2 separate regions of the Homo sapiens genome follow, and region 2 is linked to region 1. The links are chromatin contacts, found by Hi-C in ENCODE. All regions are on one chromosome and are shown on one strand. Each heading gives the region's core, a stretch centred on a gene start or an enhancer-like site at or near the end of the contact. The rest is flanking DNA. Distances are from core to core; before and after follow the strand shown. Region 1 holds the start of TICAM2 (TIR domain containing adaptor molecule 2). Region 2 overlaps DMXL1-DT (DMXL1 divergent transcript).

Region 1 (3,702 bases), core at 346-2,845:
AAAGACAGAAGATTTAACAGCAGATATTTGTTAAATGAATACATTTTAAGAATAGCATAAGGAACAAATGACTCAACACAGATGCCCATGATTCAACAGTGTAAACATGGTTTATACTTCAAGTTCCATACGGTAAGGCGTACATGTCACATTTACTTTGCTTCAAATGTAGGTGTCAATATTCTATACCTGCTTATCTATTTTCTGATTTGAATGAGATATAAAGTGGAGTTGCTTAACTCCATTTATAACCATCCTACTACTTCAAAATATTAAAATGTAAGGATTGATGGGCTGATAGGTGCAGCAAACCACCATGGCACACGTTTATCTATGTAACAAACCTGCAAGTCCTGCACATGTATCCCAGAACATAAAATTAAATTAAACAATAAAAAAATAGAAATACAGATTCTGGAAATCAAGCTTACCAAATTAAACCTTCAGAGGTGGGGGGATGCATTTTAAACAAAAGTCCCAAATGCGTCTTACCATCAGGCTTGTTTGAAAAACACTAATCTAAGGAATACTAAACACTTGGAGAAGGACAAGTTCTTCTCCTGTGTAGACGTGCAATGTGGGTTCAGGGGATGACACTTCAACTCTATATAATGGTGTATTTTTACCTCCAGATCATATAGCCTTTCCCACCCTTGCTTTTCAAAATTAAAAGGATAAATTAAAAAATAATAATAAATATGAGAATATTTTAAAATACTTTCTTTAAGAAGTTTACTACCGTGGAAAGCTGGAGAGGTCCTAATACACTGAAAACTAGCTCACAGCTGCCAGTCAAATTATTTTTATCCAAATTAGCTTTGCACAAAAAGCCAAGTAGGAAAACCCATGCCAAAACCTCCAGCACTGGCTCTGTGTGCCTGGCAGGGGCTCATGCAGAGCCTTTAGAGCATTTAAGACTCTGGGCTATTTGCTTATGGTTCTGAGGTGTCTTTTCGAAAATGGGTTTTCTAGTCAAAATGAAACAAAAAGGCAGACAGCTGTGTGGATTTTCCCTTCAGAGTAAGCCAAGTGACGGAAAGGCCTGCCCGCCCCGCTGGGGACAACAGCGCCAGCACCCGCGCCGTCGGGTCGGGTAGGCTGGGGAGGTAGCGCAGGCGGCCTGGCCCCCAGACCACCCCGCGCCCCTGGCGGCCTGGCCCCAGCCCACCCCGCGCCCCCGGCGGCGGCCCCCGCCCTAGCGCCCGGTACTTGCCTGCAGGCGAGCGCCACCACAGTCAGCCCGCGGCTTTTCTGTCTTCCTTTCTGGCCCAGCGAGAGCGCCCAGGGGGTGGGCGTCTTGCCCCGGGCGTCGAGAGTTTGGGGCCGTCCCGTACGCGGCGCGCCGCAACCCAGTCCCCGCGACCACAGCAGCCTGCTCCCCACCGCGCTTGCAGAGCCCGGACGCGCGTGAGTCGGGGGCCCGCAGAGGCCTCACCCTTGGAGGTCGCCGCTTGTCAGGCCTGACTGCTGTTGGCGCCCACCCCGCCGCCCCCGAGGGGCCGCTCGAGGCCGGACTGCTGCTTTGCCGTGGCAGGCCCCACCCGGGACGTGGCGCTGCGGGCCGGGGCGGTCCAGCTGTGAGTCAGGGGTTAATGTGGCGGGATAACTCTCTGCAGAGGGAAGGAGCTCGCAAAGAAGGGTGGAGGAGGGGAAACCGCAATGGGGAACTGTCACCGAGGCTAGTGGACTCTCCCTGCGCTTTTTTTTTTTTTTTTTTTTTTGGCATGTACCCCAAAAGCCAGAGGTCGAGGCCCAGAAAAATCTGGAAAGGAATTCCACCGTGTTTGCTCCTTACAGACCAGACAAACCGTAGATCTTTCAGAGGTACAGCGACTCTCCTGGTTCCCTAAGATAGTCTCGACTTTTCCTTTCCCTTTGCGGCCCTCTCACTTGACTACTGCAGCCAACCATACCCCTGATTAGGGGGTGCAGCACATCAGCCTCTGCCCCCAAAAACTACCCTGCGAAAGATCCTTTTTCTCAGGTTCGTTCTCCACAACCGAACAGATTGGAACTCCACTGAATAAGAGAGAACAAAAAAGCAATTAGTTAAATGAAGCGTAAAGAAGCCTTATAAAGCCCCATTGCTGCCTCAGGCACCCAATCTAGTCATAACCTAAGAGGTCCAGTTCAGAAATCTCCCCTCCCCTTTTAATTCTCAGGCAATCCCTACTCCCTGCCAAAGGAGAACCCAGTTACTGAACATCGGATGAGACCATGGATAGTAAATTGGGAGTGAAGGTCCATACCTGGGTCTCAGAAGCACAGTACAGGTAAAGCTAAGAGTTATTTCCTCCTTCTCTTTCCCCATCCAACAACAGGATGCCTTACTGAAGGTAGGCACTTCAGGTAGTAATTACTTAGTGAAATGCCGCCAATGTAGTCAGAAATACCGTATTATGTACCGTGTCAACACAATTCATTATTCACGGAGTTGATTCTCCAACCACTGCACCTCCCAACAATTCTACCTGAACTCTTTGGGTAAGCAGTGGCCTCCTAAATCCAACTGATACTTTTGTTGCCCTCATTTTTCCTGGGAGTCTCTTTGGCGATTGACAAAGTCGACCATTGTTTCCCAACACTCTGTTTCCTTGATGTTGACAACCCCACTTTGCCTTTATGCTCATCCTGCTTGTTAAAATTCTTTCAGGCCTGTTGGGAGGCCGAGGCGGGTGAATCACGAGGTCAGGAGATCGAGACCATCCTGGCTAACACGGTGAAACCCCGTCTCTACTAAAAAATACAAAAAATTAGCCGGGAGTGGTGGCAGCTGCCTGTAGTCCCAGCTACTTGGGAGGGTGAGGCAGGAGAATGGCTTGAACCCGGGAGGCGGAGCTTGCAGTGAGCCGAGATCGCGCCACTGCACTCCAGCCTGGGCCACAGAGTGAGACTCCGTCTCAAAAAAAAAAAAAAAAAAAAAAAATTCTTCTTTCAGTTTCCTCTGCCTGTTCCTCTTTCTCTGGCAACCCTTCAAAATCAGAGCTTTTCACATTTTCCCACTGAAATACCACCAATGACAGATTCCATAAACACGTACTTCCCTATTCATCACTTAGGTTGCATACATAAAAGAGCCTGAAGTCACTAGTGTCATGGGCAAATTTACTTGAACTGTTCCATCTTCTTGTAAATTGCTCCAAATTTTGCATTGTTCTTCATAATACAGTCACATGTACTAAAAAAAATCTTAAATTGGTTACAAGTTTAATTGCTTAACATTTTCTCTCCAAATGTTCAAGAAAATGCATCAATCACTTACGCCACATATGTTTAGAATATATTCTATGTGCTAGACATTAGGGATATTGTGCGAACAGGAGACACAGTCCTAGTTCTCATGGAGATTTTATAGTCTAATCTGGGAGACAGACAGATATGTAAAGAAGTGAGACAATTTCAGATCCGTGCATTGCTAATGGGGACAGCGAATCTTCCTAGTGGGCAATTTCTAGCTACATACCTGGTTATTCACATTCAAGAAAGGAGGGGACGACATGACAAACTGATAAATATACTGACTTACAGGCAGTGTCTAATGGATTGTCCAGCTTTTAGGTTCTTGGAAAGAACAAAATGGAAAATTTGTAAAAGATCTGTCCGTGAGACTTACAGATAACCCTCTTGGAGTGGTGAGGGCATGTGAAGATATTCATATCCCCCATAAGTGCCTAACAGGATGCATCAGGTGGAGAAGATTTT
Region 2 (3,702 bases), core at 547-3,046, 3.4 Mb after region 1:
CCTGTAATCACAGCTACTCAGGAGGCTGAGACAGGAGAATCACTTGAACCCAGAAGGCGGAGGTTGCAGTGAGCCGAGATGGTGACACTGCAATCCAGCCTCGGCAAGAAAGCAAGACTCCATCTCAAAAAAAAAAAAAAAAAGAAGTGATTCTTTTTAAAAAAAACACACAATGTGGATATCTGATTCTAATAGTGGCAGACAAAGTGATATAGTTTGACTGTGTCCCCCACATTTCATGTGTTGAAAACTTAACTCCCAATGCAATAGTGTTGGGAGGTGGGGCCTAATGAGAGGTGTTTAGGTCACGAGTTTGTCAAAAGATGCTAGAGAAAATTATCTCTAAATATGTTGAGTCTACTTGGAAATAGAAATAAGGATTATAGGCCGGGTGCCTGTAATCCCAGCACTTTGGGAGGCCGAGGTGGGCGGATCACGAAGTCAGGAGATCGAGACCATCCTGGCTAACACGGTGAAACCCCGTCTCTACTAAAAGTACAAAAAATTAGCCGGGGGTGGTGGCGGGCGCCTGTGGTCACAACTACTTGGGAGGCTGAGGCAGGAGAATGGCGCGAACCCAGGAGGCGGAGCTTGCAGTGAGCCGAGATCAAGCCACTGCACTCCAGCCTGGCAACAGTGCAAGACTCCGTCTCAAAAAAAAAAAAGAAAAAAGAAAAGAAATAAGGATTATAATCTGGAATGCATGACATGGCAAATCACCAGAGCATTCAGTGAAGAAAGGGTAAGGAGAGCCTTTATTAGCAAAAAATATTTACATGAGCTGCTTAGAAATGGCTCATTGGTCATGGAGTTTCTAAGCCAGAGTTGCTGTTAGTTCATTGATAGAAATGCCATTACTGGGCAAATGTTTTTCCAAGAACAGCTCAACTTAATCACTGCAGTCTTAAAGAATGTCTTGTGATAAATCTTTTGCGTTTTTTTGTTTGTTTGTTTGTTTTTTTGAGATGGAGTCTCACTCTGTCGCCCAGGCTGGATACAGTAGCGCTGTAGTGAGCTCACTGCAACCTTCACCTCCTGGGTTCGAGTAATTCTCTTGCCTCAGCCTCCTGAGTAGCTAGGATTACAGGCACATGCCACCACACCTGGCTAATTTTTGTATTTTTAGTAGAGATGAGGTTTCACCACATTGACCAGGCTGGTCTCAAACTCCTGACCTCAAGTGATCAGCCCGCCTCAGCCTCCCAAAGTGCTGGGATTATAAGCGTGAGCCACCGTGCCCGGCCATCTTGTGATAAATCTTATCAAAGGGTGTATGAAAGAAGTGAAAGGATTTTTAGAAAGTTCTTGGAACAGTTCTTATCTCAGATATGTAAGTATGAGCCTCCTCTCCTTCAGGACTTGCTGTCCCTATTTTGCCCTGTGGAGACACAGAGCTAAACCATATCATTCCACCCATGGCCTCTCCCAAATCTCATGTCATTCTCACATTTCAACACACAATCATGCCTTCCCAAAAGTCCCCAAAAGAAAAAAAATAAAGAAAATCATTGCCAGTCCCTTGAGCAGATGATATAACTCATACCAATACTTGTATAGAAGAAGCATATTCTGAGTATTCAAAATTGAATCAGACTCAGAGGTAAAAAGATATAGCCTCAAAAAATGTGGCATACCTAAAATATCCGTGAATCTTCTTACTCATTTAAATAAACTAAATTTGAATTTCAAATTCACTGACTTTTCCTATTACTATGATGTGAGACAGGAAGCGTCCTTCAAGATTTATACTTTTTAAAAAATAAATGACTACACTATTTTTCAACAGGACGAATGCTACAGGAAATGAGCATACAAAATAAGAAACAGAAAGTGGAGGCGGTTAGCAATGGCTTTAATTTGGCTCCTTACTTTCACACAAAAACACCTGCAGAGAGCTTCAAATGCTATGCATGTGCTGATGATTCTCAAATTTACAACTTCTGAAAAAGTCTTTTTTCTGACACCCCCACATCCTCCTGTTCATTCTTCAGATCTCAGCCTAAAAAAGGTCAATTCCCAGAGAATCCCTTTCCTGAGATCCAAGACTAGGTCAGTTTTAAGACAGGGGTTTTCAATCCTTTTGACCTTGATCTACCATAAGAAATATATTTCATATCATGATCTGGTGCACACATATGCAAATATGCATTCTTAAACAAATGATTATCTCTATCTGCCAGTCACTATTATAAACCACTAGGGATACAAAGTGAATAAAACGTATAAAAACTTTGCTTTAATGGAGTTTACATTCTAGTAATTCTGTTTCTGCCTTTGCCTTCCTTAAAACTATTCTCAATCCTGCAGCCAAAGTGATCCTATTAAAACATAAATCAGACGTCACTCTTTTCCTCAATGCCATCCAATGGCTTCCCATCTCACTCAGAGTCAAAACCAAGGCCCTGCCTACTACAAATCACGTAGCCTTACATGATCTGCCCCACTGACCATGACTCACCCTCTTTCCTCGTCACCTGCTAGTCCTCCCATTCACTCCCCTTCAGTCATATTGGCCTTGCTTCTCTTCAGACGGGCCAGCCACACTCAGGGCCTTTGCACTGACTATTCCTTCTGCCTGGAATGTTCCTCCTCCAAGTATCCATATGGCTAACTCCCTCAATTCTTTGAGATCTTTAACCACAAGGCGCTTTCCCAAATAAGTCTTCTCTGGCTACCCTTTTTAAAATTTTAACCCCCACCCTTCACATTTTATATACTCCCCTTCCTTGCCTTTTTTCAGCTTCTTGTCATCTTATAACATATTCTATATTTTACTAATTTATCTTGTTTATTTTCTATCTTTCCTCTTGAAAGCATACTCTATAAGCCCCTGGATTTATATATTCATTCACTGACAACGTAAGCAGAAATAAAAGTTTCACAAAAGAATACTTATCCTTATTATCTGTGATTTACTAGGATGTTTTATTATTTAGTTTGTTAAAAATACTGGTCTTAAGCCACTAGATAGATTTCATGACCCACTCATAGATCATGATCCACAGTTTACACTGTCTTAATGTAAGCTTTCATTGTATCTGACAAATTGTTTCATAGCACATCACAACTGTGTGTGTGTGTGTGTGTGTGTGTGTGTGTTTATTCCCTACCCTACTGTGGGTCCTATGCAGAGCTGAGAAGTCAGGGCTGCCTTACTCACCGCTACGTTTCCAGCACAGAGCATAGTACCATAACAAGTCCAAGTCATGTGCACACAGAAGTTAAAAGGGAGCAGAAACTATAAGCAGAAGTTAGCCACCAGGAAGACAATGAACAGAAACACAGAGGGAAATAGAAACTGACCCATGAAAGAGAGAGATAGAGCTGTAGTTCCAGTTCGCAGTCCATAAGTTTCTTTACCCCCCATTATTTTAGACTGAGTTTTTGTTTTTTGGAACTTATACTATATTAATAGCATATGAATTAAACATCTTGATCAATCAGAGCAAACAATCCAAAAACTTCTGTAAAATAAATATCAATAGTTTCTAAATTTTAGGAAAGTGATATTGGGTAAATGGAAGGATTAATTTTGTAGTCTGGAGATGGGGAAGGCAGAAAACCATGTTTGCTTCTGTAGCTTCCATGTCCCTGTACCACCTAGCCAACTTGCTTTGCTCTGCTGCTTAGCTCTGCCACACAAAAGGGCTCCTGCCTGGCCCCTTGCCCTACAGGACGAAAGATAACCTACGGTGTTTTAGG

What was found. Hi-C counts contacts between places; a loop is a spot of excess contacts on that map. Pooled maps may share reads with other maps.
Region 2: a pooled map shows a loop between it and region 1 (2.7-fold over the local background). The contact joins the enhancer-like site here to the promoter of TICAM2 in region 1. A Hi-C loop is called at or near these places in 2 of 50 pooled maps.

Annotation. Positions count from the first base shown.
Region 1 is chr5:115,600,884-115,604,585 of GRCh38, forward strand. It overlaps TICAM2 (TIR domain containing adaptor molecule 2), which reads right to left and starts at 1,596. Exons shown (of 2, transcript NM_021649.7): 1 at 1,214-1,596. The region is part of intron 3 of TMED7-TICAM2 (TMED7-TICAM2 readthrough); the gene reads right to left. TICAM2-AS1 (TICAM2 antisense RNA 1) reads left to right here and starts at 1,272. Exons shown (of 3, transcript NR_109875.1): 1 at 1,272-1,577; 2 at 2,163-2,273. RefSeq lists enhancers at 918-997, 946-1,468 and a silencer at 1,088-1,587.
Region 2 is chr5:119,029,660-119,033,361 of GRCh38, forward strand. The region is part of intron 1 of DMXL1-DT (DMXL1 divergent transcript); the gene reads right to left. Among named protein-coding and RNA genes, the nearest start is that of DMXL1-DT, 39 kb to the right of the region's middle. RefSeq lists an enhancer at 2,183-2,232. Within about 2 kb of position 1,797, at least 5 of the 41 ENCODE cell types and tissues checked have a DNase peak (open chromatin) inside an H3K27ac peak, as active enhancers do.